Linked DNA regions of Homo sapiens: all the other regions are linked to region 1. A link is an interaction called in ENCODE POLR2A ChIA-PET data of the cell type or tissue named here. Cell type or tissue: A673. All regions are shown on one strand. Region 1 holds the start of PELI3 (pellino E3 ubiquitin protein ligase family member 3). Region 2 holds the start of RIN1 (Ras and Rab interactor 1). Region 3 overlaps TMEM151A (transmembrane protein 151A).

Region 1 (5,000 bases):
GCATATTTATAGGAAGCCCTTGATAAGTGTTCACTATTACTGCTTTTTTTTTTTTTAAAGCATGTGTCAACAAACAGCCATTAAAAAAAAATCTTAATGATAATATAGCTTATCAAATAGTTTCTTTAGGACTGATGGCAAAGAGAGGCCAAAAGGAGATCCAGATGGGGGAGGAGGAAGAGGGTCTGTCCCTGGGGAAAGATCTGAGTGGATGGTGCAGGGATCCTGGTCAGGCAAAGACCAGGAAGGGATGAGGTTGGCCAGGCCGCCAGATCACGTTGCTTCCTCTCTCCTGGCCTTGGCTTTCTCATCTGTAGTGTGAGGGTCAGCTGTGGCTTAGTGAAAGCGCACTAGACCTAGAGTAAGAAAGACCTGGGTCCAAATCCCAGCCCTGCCACTTACCAGCTGTGTGCCCTTGGGCCAGTCACTTCCCCTCTCTGAGCCTCGGTTTCCTCACCTCCTTCCTCACAGCATCTTTGTGAAGATTGAAATGAAATAATGTCCATGAAAGGGCTTGGCACAGGCCTGCCTCCCAGAACACTCGATATGTGCTAGGCGCTGTTCTATGTACTTTACAGAAATCACCTCATTCATTTCTTCCAACAACCCTCTGAGGAAGGGATTATTATCATCCCCATTTGCAAAACAGGGGAAACAGAGGCACAGGGAAGTTCAGCAACTTGCAGAGGCAGGATTTGAACCAAGCAGTTTTGCTGGAGAACCAGAGTTCTTCACCCCACACCACACACACTAGGTGCTTTAGGAAAGGCAGCTGGTGTTAACATTTTTCTCATCTGATCAGGAAGTTGGGTGGTTAGAGTTGTCACAGTACTTTGTGAAAAATGGGAAGATAAAATAATAATTATGAATTGAGGTGGGTTTGGTCAATTTTGTCTTTCAGCTAGGAAGGTGAGGAGGGACAAACAGCTGAAGGCCCTATGTGGGGGGAGGAGGGGTCGGGCCCTTGTTCTGGCTGCGTTGGGTGGGTGTCTGGTGCTTCACCCCTTCTAGGCCAGGGATGCTCACCCCAGGACGATGAGTTCACCATACTTGATGGGCTCCTCGCCTGGCTGCGCATCTTCACCGGGAGAGGAGAGAACGCAAGAGCCCTTGTTCCCCCGGTGCTGGAGGTCTGAGGTTCGGGGGGACCCCACTTCAGGGTTTCCTTCCAGCACCATTCTGGGCAGAGTGGGAGAGAAAAGAGCTTTGTAGGTTCCCACCCCAGCCCGGCTCAATTCCAGCTGCAGCCTGCTGCAGGGCCGCCTAGGCTAAGGCAAGGGTGACCTTTCACCGCCTCTACTGCTATGGCAACCACTTCCCCTCTGCCTCCTCTAAACTGCCCGAGGTTGCTGGGATACCAGGGAGGGGTGGCACAGTGAAGAGAGTCAGGATATTCAGTGGTGCCAAAGAGATGGACCAACTTGGGGTGGCCAGAGGCTGCTTTTTGGCCAAGATCCCAGTCTGGGATGTGCTTCAAAGCGGGGCACCCAATGAGTTGGGGGCCGTTACCCCTCATCTCAGACTCAGTTCCTGCTTATAGCTCTTAGCCTCTGGACCTCTGATTTAGCCTCTCTGACAGGTTCTTTGAATCTACCTGTCCATCTGAATCTTTCTTGCCCCTTTGAGGTCTAGGCCTCTGTCTGTCCATCTGCTTTCTCAATGACTCTCTGTCCTCCCAGCCGCTGTCCTTTTTGCCGTCTCTCTCCCCCCATTCCCCATCTCTGCCTGTCTGCCCGCCTCCGCCTCACCATCTGCCTCAGTCTCCCCATCTCGGCCTCCCCCTGCGGGTAGGCCAATAGACTCCTCCTGGGTGCGCGCTCTTCCCTCCCTCAGGTGTCTGTCTGCGTCCCCAGCCGCCCGGGTCTCAGGAGGCCTGCGGAGGCGGCGCTCCCCCCTCGAGCTCGGGCTGCAGCACAGCCGTCTCCCGCAGGCAGCCCGTTTGGAAAACATCCCCGCGCCAGAGGGACCGCGCCGGGGCAGGCCCGCGCCCTGCGCCCCGGGCGGGCAGAACGGGAACCGCGGCCCAGCACCTACGCAGGTCCACACCCGGCGGCCCCTCCGCACAACACGCGCGCGTGCACGGCCCCGCACGCCCCGGGCCCGGACGGCGCAGAGACCACCCGCACCCGCGACCGCAGGGACGCGCGGGCGCGCAGCAGCCACCGGCGCCCGCCCTCGGACCCACTCCCTCCACCACCCCCAGACACGCAAACACGCCCCCCGCGCCCGCCGGGGCCCGCCTGGCGCAGCCCCCGCCCCCTCCGCCCCGGCGGCCTCACCTGGCCACGCTCCGGGCCCCGCTGGGCGCCGCTCCCTCCCCGCCTAGCCCCTGCTCGGCCCCGGGCCGCTGCGGCGGGATGGGCCCGGCCCGCGGCGGCTCCGCGCTGCCTCGTCACGGGGACACCCAGGGCCGGGGGAGGGGGATGAGCGCGAACAGCCACGCTCCGCCCCCTGTCCGGAGGCCCCGCCCCATTTTCCCCGCCCCTAGGAGAGCTCCGCCTCGCTCCAGACTCCGCCTCTTGCGGCGATGCTCAGCCTTCGTAGGCGGAGCTCCGCCCCTTCGCAGGAGACCACGCCCTTCCCCTGGTACCGCCCTCTGACCAGGGAAGCCCCGCTCTCCACTCCGTCTGAGGGACTCCCTTGCCCCTCCTAGCCGGCTCAGGACTCCCCCGTAGTCTACACGACCCCTCCCCCATTTCAGACTCCCCAAACTCCGCCTCCATTTCCGGGGACTCCGGGGTTCTCCCAGAGACATGGGCGCCCCTCCCCACTGTCGGTCAGGGCCCTCACACGGCGCTGGAGGCCCCTTCCCTAGCCTTAGGCCCGGGACTACGCACCCCCAGCTCCGACACCCCGCCTACCATCTGGGGACGCCACGCAATTAGAGGAGAGGAGGAAAATGCTAAAGGCAAAGGGGGTGTGCGGCAGCGGTGGAGGCCGGGGAAAGCAGCTGCAGTTGACCAGAGTCGCAGACCTGTCTTCCAGCCCAGCTCGGGCACCCCCCATTCCCCTCCCCTCAGTCCCCTCCCCTCCGCCAGGATGCACACACCCCCCGCTGTGCTGCAAAGGAAAGAGAGTTTTGGGGGAGCACCGCCCCTTCTGGGCCTGGGGCTTGCGAGAGATCTATCAGTCTACGTTAGGCGCTGTGCGCTGTGCTTTGAGCAAATTAAACCCTTTACTTTAATCCTGGGAGGCAGGCACGATAGTTGCCCATTTTACAGATGAGGAAATAGATTTACAAAAGTGACTTGCTTGTTGTAGTTTGCTAGAAACGGGCCAAGAGAGAATCTCAGCTGTATGAGTGGCTTCAGTCTCAACTCCTAACTTCGTACCTTGTCGTTCTGACTAGGGATGGAGCCTCAGAGGTGCAGAAGAGAAACCTTGTCTGCATCAGGTAAGGTCCCTATTGCTCAGTACTCTTGGTCTGGAACTATAAAGGCTGGATTATAGTTCCAGATCAAGTCTTTGGTCTTGTGGGGGGCGGTGGGGGTGTTTAATGAGAAAATCAAGGAAGACTGCACAGAGGAGGTGGCTTTTGACTTCCATTATGAAGGATGCATGTTTAGTTTGCCTAAACATTCCTGAGAGGGAGCCGCTGCCACTCCCACCCCCACAAACTTGTTGCACCTGAAGTTCCCCATCTACCAGACTCCCCTGGGGCCCTACTATATCCACCCCGCTAACTCCTCCACCTAAAAATAGCCAAAGATACCAACTGCTTTGCCAACTGTTCTGGGGCCCAGCGGCTAGATGAAACAAGAAAGCAGCCGACGGCACATCCTTTAGGGGAAAAGACACTCGTTAGTCACAGAGAATCTCCCTGCGAGACTTCCACCAAGCAGGACACCACCAGACCGCTGGGCTGCTGGCTGCAGGTCACACAAACCCTGTGACACAGGATAGCTGCCCTCACTGATGCCACCAGAGGCGTCCATTGTGCTGGGTGTGCACGGGGACCCTGGGACAGCCTCACTCCCTTGTGTACCCCCAGCTTTTAATGCATTGCCTGCCAGAGCAGGTCCTCAGTGAATATATACTGAATCCCTGTTATAATCCCCAATTTACACACCAGGAAGCTGAGGCTCAGGCAGAAGAAGAAACTTGCCCCAGGTCACAAGCCAGGCAGATGTGGAGCTGATGCTTCACAGGAGCCCCAGTGCTTCCACCTGACACTGGACTGCATGGAGGAAGGTCTGAGAGGGATCACCAAGACTCACTGGAGGAGGAGGCAGGGATTTCTCCTGGGGCAGTACTGGGATTGGAGCTGCATGGTGGCACAGCCAGACCATCAGGCCTCAGGGAGGCTGAGGTGGGCCCGACACCAGGATTGCCCAAGTAAGGGAGAGGAAGGGAGAGTTAGGACACCAGTAGCAGATGCCTAAGTTCCAACCTTGGCTTCTGGCTCTAAATCCAGCGCTCTGCTCCAAGAACTCCAGCTTCTTAATCTCACTAAGCTTCAGTTTCCTTATGTGTAAAATGGGAATAATAATGATACTTGTGGTGAATAGGATTTTGCAGTATTGCTTTGAAATTCCTTTGTCAACCCTCCCTTTTCTCTCTTCAATCTAGATCTTGTCCCTGTTGGTTCAAAGAAAGGAATAAAATAGAAACTTTATTTCTTTCTTAAAAAATTTTATTATTATTATACTTTAAGTTTTAGGGTACATGTGCACAACGTGCAGGTTTGTTACATATGTATACATGTGCCATGTTGGTGTGCTGCACCCATTAACTCATCATTTAGCATTAGGTATATCTCCTAATGCTATCCCTCCCCCCTCCTCCCACCCTACAACGGTTCCCGGTGTGTGATGTTCCCCTTCCTGTGTCCATGTGTTCTCATTGTTCAATTCCCATCTATGAGTGAGAAAATGTGGTGTTTGGTTTTTTGTCCTTGCGATAGTTTGCTGAGAATGATGGTTTCCAGCTTCATCCATGTCCCCTACAAAGGACATGAACTCATCATTTTTTATGGCTGCATAGTATTCCATGGTGTATAT
Region 2 (5,000 bases), 130 kb after region 1:
CTGGAACCAGGGGGTTAAGAGGTAGGAGGTGGAACCTGACCTCGGACCCAGGTCCTCAGCTCCCACTCCATGCTGTCCGCTGTACCCCCACTCCTGAATGTCAGGTGGGTGGCCCTGCCCTCGTCACCTGCCACCTCCACTAGGCTTCCTTGACCCCCACCACAGGCCCATACATCGTGTACATGCTTCAAGAGATCGACATCCTGGAGGACTGGACAGCCATCAAAAAGGTGGGGGCCGCTGCTGCCCACGTGACCTGCCCCACCTCAGGGCCCCCCACCCTGGCAGCAGCTCTGCCATCTGCAGGCCTGGGAGTTCTCTGCTCACCAAGGCTTCCCCATCTTCAGCCCAGAGTCCCTGGATCGCAGTTGGCTCACAAGTCCTCTTGCTCAAGGCGGCCCTGGGAAAAGGGATTTCTAGTCTGTGTCAGCCCCTTCCCGTTCTGGGGCAGGTTTTGATGGGGTGGGAGGGTGGCGGGGAGGCGGGAGAGCCGCTGAGCTGGCCAGCAGTCAGGAGCATGGGAGCTCTGCCTGGGTGGGGCCTATGCTCCCGGTCCTGGGGGCACAGCACTGAGGCAACAGCCCACAAGCCACAGAGGTGGGGGGTGGGGCAGGGATTGCCAAGCTGGAGGTGGGCTCTCAGGGGAGCTTTTCTTCTCACCCACCCAGGCTAGGGCAGCTGTGTCCCCTCAGAAGAGAAAATCGGATGGTAAGAACCATGGCTGTTGCATGGCCTTCCCTGCCCCCTTGCCATCACCTTTCCTCAGCTCAGCTTCCAGGAAGGAGCCCAGAGAAAGGCTGTGACTGTGTCAGAATCAGTGGCTCAAGAAAGTTAGGATGGTCTAGATTTGAGGGGCTTGTGGGAGTTTGAGGAGCAGGAACCAGGATGGGGCTGGGGAAGCTCTGGGTTGATGGAGCTCCCACTCAGGAGGGGTCAGGGAGGGCTGTGGAGCTGCCCAGGAGGCCTGTTCTGGGCCAGCCCAAAGCCACTCAGTAAGTGGCTGCCTCCTTCCTTTCAGCTTCCTAACTGGTGACAGTTTTCTTCTTCCCACATATGCACAGGACCTTGACCCTGCTGTTCACAGCCAGGGGGACCCTCAGAGCAGCTGGCACTGCACCCAGGATTCTCGTCTTCCTCCTGCAGACAGGCGGACCCACAGGCCCCTCAGGGTCTGCCCAGCCAGGCTCCTGTGGTGCTGCTGGGCCCTCCCACTCCATCTGGCACTGGCCTGGACTCCTCCTCTGCCCTCCTCGAGGCCTGCACAGCTGTGGCCGTGGAGCTGACCTGACCAGGCAAGGCTGCTGTCTCCATCCCTGAGCCGCCTGCCACCTCCCACTCCTGAAGATCCATCTCTTGGGGCTCCCCTGACAGAGAAGACAGCCGAAGTCAAAGCCACATCCTCTTGCTGATGTTGGATGCAGGCTGTCCGGCCTCAGGGCCAGGGAGCCAGTTTCCACTGTGCGGGAACTCTGAGTCAGACGTGATTATCTGGGGGTCTGTCCACCCTGGCTGGATCTGGAGGCAAGATGCCAGGCCCCCCAGGTGTTCTCAGGGCAGTTCTTGGTGTCTGCTTCTCAGATTCCAAGGACTGGAATTAAAACCTTTCCTGGGACTCTGGCGTGCCCTGTGTGTGTGTGTGATTTACCTTGCAAGAGAATCAGGGCTCCCGTGGGGAGCACCTGAACCAGGCCGACTTCTAGGGTGCCTGCAGATTGCCACTCCTCACACTACCCAGCAGAGGCTAGAGCACTGTGCGTGGGGCCAGGCTGGGGAGGGGGAGGTGGGCGCTGGGCTGCCTGGCGCTGGGCAGAGTCAACATATGGCACCGGGAGAGTGCCTCGGCGGGGAGGGTGGATGCGTGTGCTTGGAGCCTGGGTCATGTCTGCACCTGTCCCAGTTGCCTGGCAGATTGGCAAGGCAGGCTGGCAGAGCCTGCGTGCGTGGGAGGCAGCCGGCAGCACCGCCATGTGCTGACGACCTCACAGCCAGACTCCCCCTGGTTAGCACTGAGTGTCAGAACCACCCCCAGAACCTCAGTTAAGCAAATAGGTTGGTTTCCATGGAGACATGGCATATTTTCTCCATGGCAACCTAAAATCCTAAAACCCAGGTTCAGGAATGAGTCATCTATGGACAGTAGAGGGTGCTCTCCCACAAGGCTGACCTGAGGCCAGGGGCAGATGAGCAACTGACCACAGAGCCAAAGGTGCCCCCAGAGCATGGCTGGGGCCTGTGGGGACTGAGGCCGCTTAACCACTTCCCGCCCACGTGTGCAATGTGAGTAGCTGGTGAGGCTGCAGGAGGCCGTGTGTGGAGGTGGCATCCCCCAGCTGGGGCCCTCAGAGCAGGGCTAGCATGGAGGGGACCCCTGACCCCCAAAGCAGGGTCCAGAACAGAGGAGGCGGGCACTGGCCAGGCAGGGTGGACACACAAGAGTTAACTGGCGGGTGTGACAGGCGGACCGCCCTCAGGAAGTGTTACTCACTGGGGATGTGCGTGCCTTGCCTTGGGACTGGATTCTCTTCCTGAAGCGAAGGAGCTCCCAGCCATGGAAAGCCCTGGAGAGTCAGGCGCGGGCTCTCCTGGAGCCCCCAGCCCGTCCAGCTTCACTACTGGGCACCTGGCGAGAGAAAAGTTAGTGAAGTTGGCAGGGCAGCCAGGTGGGGCAGGGAGGGGCTGCGAGAGGAGGGCCTATCCGGGGATAGAGAAAGTGGGAAACCCGGGAGTGGGGAAGAGGAGAGCAAGGGTCCCAGCCCCTGGCTCCCTGCTCAGATCTGGGTGCCTGCCCCCAGGCCAGCCCAGGACCCACTGTATGACGTGCCCAATGCCAGCGGCGGGCAGGCAGGCGGGCCGCAGCGGCCGGGGCGCGTTGTGAGCCTGCGGGAGCGCCTGCTGCTCACCCGGCCCGTGTGGCTGCAGCTGCAAGCCAACGCAGCGGCCGCACTGCACATGCTGAGGACCGAGCCCCCGGGGGTGAGTCTTGCCCCACACTCCAGGGACTGGCCAGCCAGGGGTGGGAGGGAGAGGGATGGGACGCCAAGGTCCTGAGCTGCCTGAGCCCTATCCACTTGCAGACGTTCCTCGTGCGGAAATCTAACACCCGCCAGTGCCAGGCCCTGTGCATGCGGTTGCCTGAAGCCAGTGGCCCCTCCTTCGTCTCCAGCCACTACATCCTGGAGAGCCCTGGCGGTGAGGGGCTGGCCTGGCGGGAAGGGGCTGGAAGCAGGGAGGTTCCCCAGAGAAGCACCTCACTTCCCTCCTCTCTCAGGCGTCTCCTTGGAGGGCTCGGAGCTCATGTTCCCAGACCTAGTCCAGCTCATCTGTGCCTACTGCCACACCCGGTGAGTCTGCCCGCAGGGTGCCTGGTGTCCACGGGCCCTGCTCCTTGGGACAGCCCATCCTTCCCGCCCTCTTCGGCCCTCACTCCCTTCTGCTCCCCTCTCTGGCCTCAGGGACATCCTTCTCCTCCCGCTGCAGCTCCCCAGAGCCATCCACCACGCAGCCACTCACAAAGAGCTGGAGGCCATCTCCCATCTGGGCATTGGTAAGGGCTTCCTGCCACCCATTGCACAGATGAACAAGCTGAGGCCGAGGGGAAGGCAAGGCTCGCAGCACACCGCCCGAAGCCCCTGCCTTGCCTTGGTTGGGAAACTTCCCCTAACCAGTCCCGGAGGCCCCAGTCGGTTTCTTGTTCCCTAGAGTTCTGGAGCTCCTCCCTCAACATCAAGGCTCAGCGGGGCCCGGCTGGAGGCCCAGTGTTGCCCCAGCTGAAGGCCCGGTCCCCTCAAGAGCTGGACCAGGGCACCGGAGCCGCCTTGTGCTTCTTCAACCCCCTGTTCCCGGGGGACCTAGGGCCCACCAAGCGGGAGAAATTCAAGAGAAGCTTCAAAGTGCGCGTGTCCACAGAGACCTCCAGCCCCCTGTCTCCACCTGCCGTGCCACCTCCCCCCGTCCCCGTGCTGCCAGGGGCAGTCCCCAGCCAGACAGAGCGGCTGCCCCCTTGCCAGCTGCTACGGAGGGAGAGCTCAGTGGGGTACCGCGTGCCAGCAGGCAGTGGCCCTAGCCTTCCGCCTATGCCCTCCCTCCAAGAGGTGGACTGCGGCTCCCCCAGCAGCTCCGAGGAGGAGGGGGTGCCAGGGTCCCGGGGGAGCCCAGCGACCTCACCCCACCTGGGCCGCCGACGACCTCTGCTTCGGTCCATGAGCGCCGCCTTCTGCTCCCTACTGGCACCGGAGCGGCAGGTGGGCCGGGCTGCGGCAGCACTGATGCAGGACCGACACACAGCCGCGGGCCAGCTGGTGCAGGACCTACTGACCCAGGTGCGGGCTGGGCCCGAGCCCCAGGAGCTGCAGGGCATCCGTCAGGCGCTGAGCCGGGCCCGGGCCATGCTGAGTGCGGAGCTGGGCCCTGAGAAGCTGCTGTCGCCTAAGAGGCTGGGTGAGGCTCCGTCTCTCCATAGCTCCAGCACTGCCCCATCCGACCCTCTGCTCCCCTCCACAGCGCCAGCCTGTCTGATTCTGTTCTGCTGCTTTACAAATCCATCTTGTCTTACCACTGTTCGAGAGAGTTCCATCCCCTCTCTCCCCCAACTCTTCCGTCTCACCCAGGCTACCTCCTCCTGCTTTCCTTGCCTCTCCTCCCCGATTCTACCCCTGCTCCCTTCTCCCCTTGCCTCTGCCCCCCATACCCCCAGTCTTCCCCTGACCCCTCCCTGTCCCTCCGGCAGAACATGTCCTGGAGAAGTCATTGCATTGCTCTGTGCTCAAGCCTCTCCGGCCCATCCTGGCAGCCCGCCTGCGGCGCCGGCTTGCCGCAGACGGCTCCCTGGGCCGCCTAGCTGAGGGCCTCCGCCTGGCCCGGGCCCAGGGCCCCGGAGCCTTCGGGTCCCACCTGAGCCTGCCCTCCCCAGTAGAGTTGGAGCAAGTGCGCCAGAAGCTGCTGCAGCTGCTCCGCACCTACTCACCCAGCGCCCAGGTCAAGCGGCTCCTGCAGGCCTGCAA
Region 3 (5,000 bases), 170 kb after region 1:
CCGGGAGGCGGAGCTTGCAGTGAGCTGAGATTGGCCACTGCACTCCAGCCTGGGCGACAGAGTGAGACTCCATCTCAAAAAAAAAAAAAAAAAAGAAGAGGCTTGCCGTGCTGGTGCCTGGCTTAGGCAACTGGCTGAATGGTAGCTCTATTTCCTGAGATGGAAGACAGAGAGGAGCAGATGGTGGTAGGGGTGGAAATTACAGGTTCTGTTCCTGCCATGCTGTGGGTAGCCTATGTCAGGAGAGAGCAGAGGCAGAGGCCGCTGGGGTTTGGGAGCCAGGCTTTGCACCCCTTCTCAGGCATGAATTCTTCTCTTGAGAACGGTTTAGAACAGAACACCTTGGCTTGATGTTGACTCCAAGAGAGTCTGAACACGTGGCCACCCCATCTCCCATCAGGAGATTGTGAGCTGAGAGCTGTCCATCAAACAATGGGGCTTCTGGGTCCCTCCTCTTCCTGGCTGTGCAGGCCCAGTGCCCTCCCTCATGAGGTGCAGGTGGGTTTAGAGCCTTGTGACAGTGATCATGTAACATGTAACAAATCACTCCAAAATGTAGTGGATTAAAACAAGGATTTATTTCCCCTCATTCTATAGGACAGCAGTCTGGGCTGGGATCAGCTTGGTAGTTCATCTGCTGGTCTCACCTTGGGTCACTCCTGAGGCTCCTGTCATCTGCGGCTCAAGTGGGGCTACAGTGTCTAAGATGGCCTCTGTCATCCCATATCTGGAGCTGATGCTGGCTCTTGGCTGGGGGCCTCAGTTCTCCACGCAGCCTCAAATCTGTCAGGAGGCTTGGCTGGACATCTTTACAGATGGTGGTCTCAGGATTGCAAGAGGGCAAAGGTGGAAGCTGCGAGAGTCCTTGAGGCCTAGCCTCAGAAGTGGGCCAACATCTCTTCCCTCACATCCAATCAGTCACAGCAAATCACAAGTCCAGCCCAGATTTAAAGGGCGAACAGATTCCACTTCTTTTCTTTTCTTTTTTTTTTTTTTTTTTGTGAGATGGAGCCTTGCTCTGTTGCCCAGCCTGGAGTGCAGTGGCGTGATCTCAGCTCACTGCAACCTCTGCCTCCTGGGTTCAAGTGATTCTCCTGTCTCAGCTTCCTAGGTAGCTGGGACTACAGGTGCACACCACCACGCCCAGCTAATTTTTGTATTTTTAGTAGAGTTGGGGTTTCACCATGCTGGCCAGGCTGGTCTTGAACTCCTGACCTCAAGTGATCCACCTGCCTTGGCCTCCCAAAGTGCTGGGATTACAGGCGTGAGCCACCGTGCCCGGCCTGATTCCACCTCTTGAGGAGAGGAGTGGCAAAGAATTTGTGGCCATATTTAATCTACCATAGGCCTGAAGGTCCCCATAAATGATCTGAGCAGCTCACTTTGCCCTGAGCAGGCCCATATCTGACATGCCACCACCTTCCTTCCTTAAACCAGCACTATAAAGAGCTTGGTGTTCATTTTGCAGATCACTTTACAGGTATCAATCAGTTAGGAATGGCAAATGGCATTTGGCTCAGCAGTTGATTGCATTTTTGAAGATGACCACTAATATATCTCCCATCCCGCATGCTTTTCTAACAATGTGACATTGACAAGCCTCCACAGAGAGATGAGATCCTATATTCCCTCCCCTTGAAACTGAGTGGACCTTCATAGTAGCCTTGACCGATGGAAAGGGGCAGAAGTGATGCCATGTGACTTAGGAGGCTAGATCACAAAGTGCAATACAGCTTTCACCCTCTCAGTATACTTGTTCTTGGAACCTAGCCACCATGTTATGAGGAAGGTCAAGCCGCTTGGAGAGGACCTGTGTGGGTGTTCCCACCAACAGCCCTAGTTAGGCTCTCAGCCCTCAGCCCTCAGCCAGCATCAACTGCCAGACATGTGAGTGAATGAGCATTCAGATGATTCAAGCCCCAGCTTTTGAGTCTTCCAGCAGAGGCCCTGGATGTCGTGGAGCATAGAAGCCATCCCCATTGTGTCCTATCTGAGTTCTTGACCCACAGAAGCCAGGAGAGAGCATAATAATTATTGCTCTTTTAAGCCACTAGGGTTAGGATAATTTGTTATGTGGCAGTAGATAATTGGTAAAAGCTGCTGGTAACAGAGACAAAAAAAAAAAGCAATGGGCTTAAGCAGACTTACAGTTTATTTCTCTTTCTCATTGAAGTCTGGAGGTAGGCGACCCAAGGGATGACATGGAAACTTGCATGGTGTCATCAGAAGCCCAGGATCTTTTCCCTTGTTGCTCTGCTGTCTTCAGCATGTGGCTACAATTTTCTTTTTCTTTTCTTTTTTTGAGACGGAGTCTTGCTCTGTCGCCCAGGCTGGAGTGCAGTGGCGCAGTCTCGGCTCACTGCAAGCTCCGCCTCCCGGGTTCATGCCATTCTCCTGCCTCAGCCTCCCAAGTAGCTGGGACTACAGGCGCCTGCCACCTCGCCTGGCTAATTTTTTGTATTTTTAGTAGAGACAGGGTTTCACCGTGTTAGCCAGGATGGTCTCGATCTCCTGACCTCGAGATCCGCCCGCCTTGGCCTCCCAAAGTGCTGGGATTACAGACATGAGCCACCGCGCCCAGCCTGTGGCTACAATTTTCAAGGTCATTTCCTGCTCCAAGATGGCTGCTGGCGTTCCAGCTATCACATATGCATCCAAGGCTGAATGCAGGCTGAAGCAGAGAGGACAAAAATGGCCTTCATCAATACTGCTTCTATTCAAGGGGCATTCTTGGAGATCCCTTCCAGCACCTTCTGTTTATATCTAATATCCTAGAATTCAGCCACACAGTCATACCATATATGCCAGGGAGGCTGGAAATGTTGCCCTTTAGCTGGGCACATTGCCTTCTGCAGCAAAACTGGGGTTCTGTTATTGGGGAAGGGAGGAGAATGGACAGTGAGTGGCCAGTGGGCAGTTGTTGGCTATGGTGTTAGAGCAGAATGGTGGAAAAAGGGTCTTTCCCATGGCAAGGAGCTGAAACCAGCATGCTGGCCTCCCTACCTGCTGGAGCCTTTTTTTTTTTTTTTTTTTTTGACAGTCTCAGGTGGAGTGCAGTGGCGCAATTTCAGCTCACTGCATCCTCTGCCTCTCGGGTTCAAGCGATTCTCCTGCCTCAGCCTCCTGAGTAGCTGTCACAGGTGCCCGCCACCACACCCAGCTAATTTTTGTATTTTTTGTAAAGACGGGGGTGGGGGGTGTCTCACCATGTTGGCCAGGCTGATCTCAAACTCCTGACCTCAAATGATCTGTCTGCCCCGGCCTCCGAAAGTGCTGGAATTACAGGCATGAGCCACTGTGCCTGGCCACCCCCTGCAGCCTTGTTGAATGTTTGGGCACCACAGGGTTTTCCACCTAATTTGCTTCTGAACGAGGAACTGATTTCACACCCAAAGAAGAGAGGCTGTGGGTTAACGCACAGGGAGAACTCTGGTCTTTCACTCCACCCTCCCGACAGAGCCAGCAGGTCGCTGGACTTTTGCTAAATATCCTAAAATGCAGCCTTGACTGTATCACGTCCCTGCCCAACCCCCTTCCATGGTTCCAGATTGCCCAGTTTGCTCCAGTTTAAGGACAAATTCTAGGGTTTGGCATGGAAGCTGCAGCAAAGCCTTCCATGGCTTCTTGCTTCTATCTCCTTGTCACACCTCAGCTCATGCCCGACAACCAGGCCTTTGTCTGGGCAGCATCGGCTGTCCAAGACATTGCTTGCCATGTCTTTGCTTAGTGAAATCCACCCATTCTCAGCACACTTCCCGGGCCACCACTAGCCCTTAAGCCACCTTTGCGTGAAAAGGAAAACGGTCCCCTTTCTCCAAGTGGATGTAGCTCCATGCCAGAGTTTGGGGAGTGGCCTGTAGGCTGGATTCCATGCACGCTTGCCCCTTAGCCCACTGCCCTTGCACAGTGAACACCCTTTACTGCTGCACATGTGACAATGCCACGTCCAGGAATCTTTCAGAGCTCCATCAGGGAGTCAGGACCTTCCTTTTCCCTGATGTTTTCTCTGCCTTTGGATTCCATGCCAGCCTGCCCTGGTTTGGGGCTGCCCTTTCCAGCTTTGTGTCTTCTGACCTGCTTCATGCCCTTTCCCTCAGATTGATAATGTCAGTAGCCGCTGGGGGGGCACCGAATTCGAGTCACAGACCATAGCTCTTTCTCCCCACTTTGGGGACCGGCCACCACTCCCTTAGCCCTCGGCATGCCCAGCAGCAGAGTGGAATGTCCCACTGAGCTGGAACAAGGGCCACCTTGACAATGCCTTAGCAGTGACCCAGGCCCAGATACCGGAGTCAGGGGAGCCAGGTGCTCAGAGCGCCTCACACTTGAGTCTCAGAGGCCCCAGGCTAGGCAGGGGAGGTTTCCTCTCCTCTGCTTACTTGGTTCCTGGGAACACTGGAGCCCAATTCTGAGTCCCTTCCCAGAACCCCTCATCGTGCCCTGAACCATGGGGGCCCATAATGCTTGCAGTGGAGGCCTTAGACCCATGACCCAGGAATGCACAGGCCTTCCATTCCATACCTTTATTTAATCTGCATCTTCTCAGCCTCCTCCCTTCCCCGCCACCCCTTAGAGGGCGTGGAAGCCCTCGTTGAAAGGGAAGGAACTCCTCTCTCCTCCCTGGGGGAGGGTCAGTGTCCCCTGGGCCAAGACTCGTTGATGGGAGAAGCAAGGGCCTGCGTGGTGGAGCAAGGACATCATCCAAGAGGCTGTGGCCAAGGCCCAGCCCCTCGGATGCCCTCTAGGCCTGGGCCCCATGGATCATCAGGAAAGTGAAGAGTAGATAAGTCCGGGAGGGCAAGGAACGGGCGTCCCTGCGTGTGTGTGGCTGATGGAGGCAGACATGGACTTTGGGAGGCAGGAGCAGAGGCCAGGGGATGTGGGGACCAGGTGAGGCCCTGAGAAGGAACCCCAGGTTGTAGGGGTAGCTGCATGTGGGGGGAGTGACTGGCCCTGAGCAGCGGGAGAGAGGGCAGGCAAGGAGGAGGGGCCTATCAGGG

What was found. ChIA-PET counts read pairs that join two places held together with the same protein. Peaks named below come from ENCODE experiments on the same cell type or tissue, not always from the same donor. Only the 100,000 strongest peaks of a DNase experiment are listed, where the experiment ranks them.
Region 2: POLR2A ChIA-PET joins it to region 1 with 18 read pairs; 4 of 35 experiments call an interaction of 5 or more read pairs at or near these places.
Region 3: POLR2A ChIA-PET joins it to region 1 with 10 read pairs; 4 of 35 experiments call an interaction of 5 or more read pairs at or near these places.

What each region holds. Positions count from the first base shown.
Region 1 is chr11:66,464,307-66,469,306 of GRCh38, reverse strand. PELI3 (pellino E3 ubiquitin protein ligase family member 3) reads right to left here and starts at 2,402. Exons shown (of 8, transcript NM_145065.3): 1 at 2,280-2,402; 2 at 1,027-1,179; 3 at 403-474. The coding sequence starts at 1,178. RefSeq lists silencers at 1,915-2,264, 2,275-2,484 and enhancers at 3,436-3,935, 3,936-4,437. In A673, a CTCF peak has its summit at 1,987; DNase peaks (open chromatin) are centred at 2,006 and 2,596; H3K4me3 peaks cover 1,818 bases; H3K27ac peaks cover 1,532 bases.
Region 2 is chr11:66,333,951-66,338,950 of GRCh38, reverse strand. RIN1 (Ras and Rab interactor 1) reads left to right here and starts at 2,517. Exons shown (of 10, transcript NM_004292.3): 1 at 2,517-2,634; 2 at 2,793-2,973; 3 at 3,075-3,189; 4 at 3,269-3,341; 5 at 3,453-3,544; 6 at 3,700-4,437; 7 at 4,727-5,000. The coding sequence starts at 2,549. It overlaps BRMS1 (BRMS1 transcriptional repressor and anoikis regulator), which reads left to right. Exons shown (of 10, transcript NM_015399.4): 8 at 166-230; 9 at 669-708; 10 at 1,062-1,612. The coding sequence ends at 1,069. RefSeq lists an enhancer at 1,183-2,037. In A673, a CTCF peak has its summit at 2,149 (motif pointing right); DNase peaks (open chromatin) are centred at 2,130 and 2,490; H3K4me3 peaks cover 819 bases; H3K27ac peaks cover 2,885 bases.
Region 3 is chr11:66,296,173-66,301,172 of GRCh38, reverse strand. TMEM151A (transmembrane protein 151A) reads right to left here. Exons shown (of 2, transcript NM_153266.4): 2 at 4,509-5,000. Among named protein-coding and RNA genes, the nearest start is that of TMEM151A, 6.8 kb to the right of the region's middle. In A673, no CTCF peak of the experiment used is centred here; no DNase peak of the experiment used is centred here.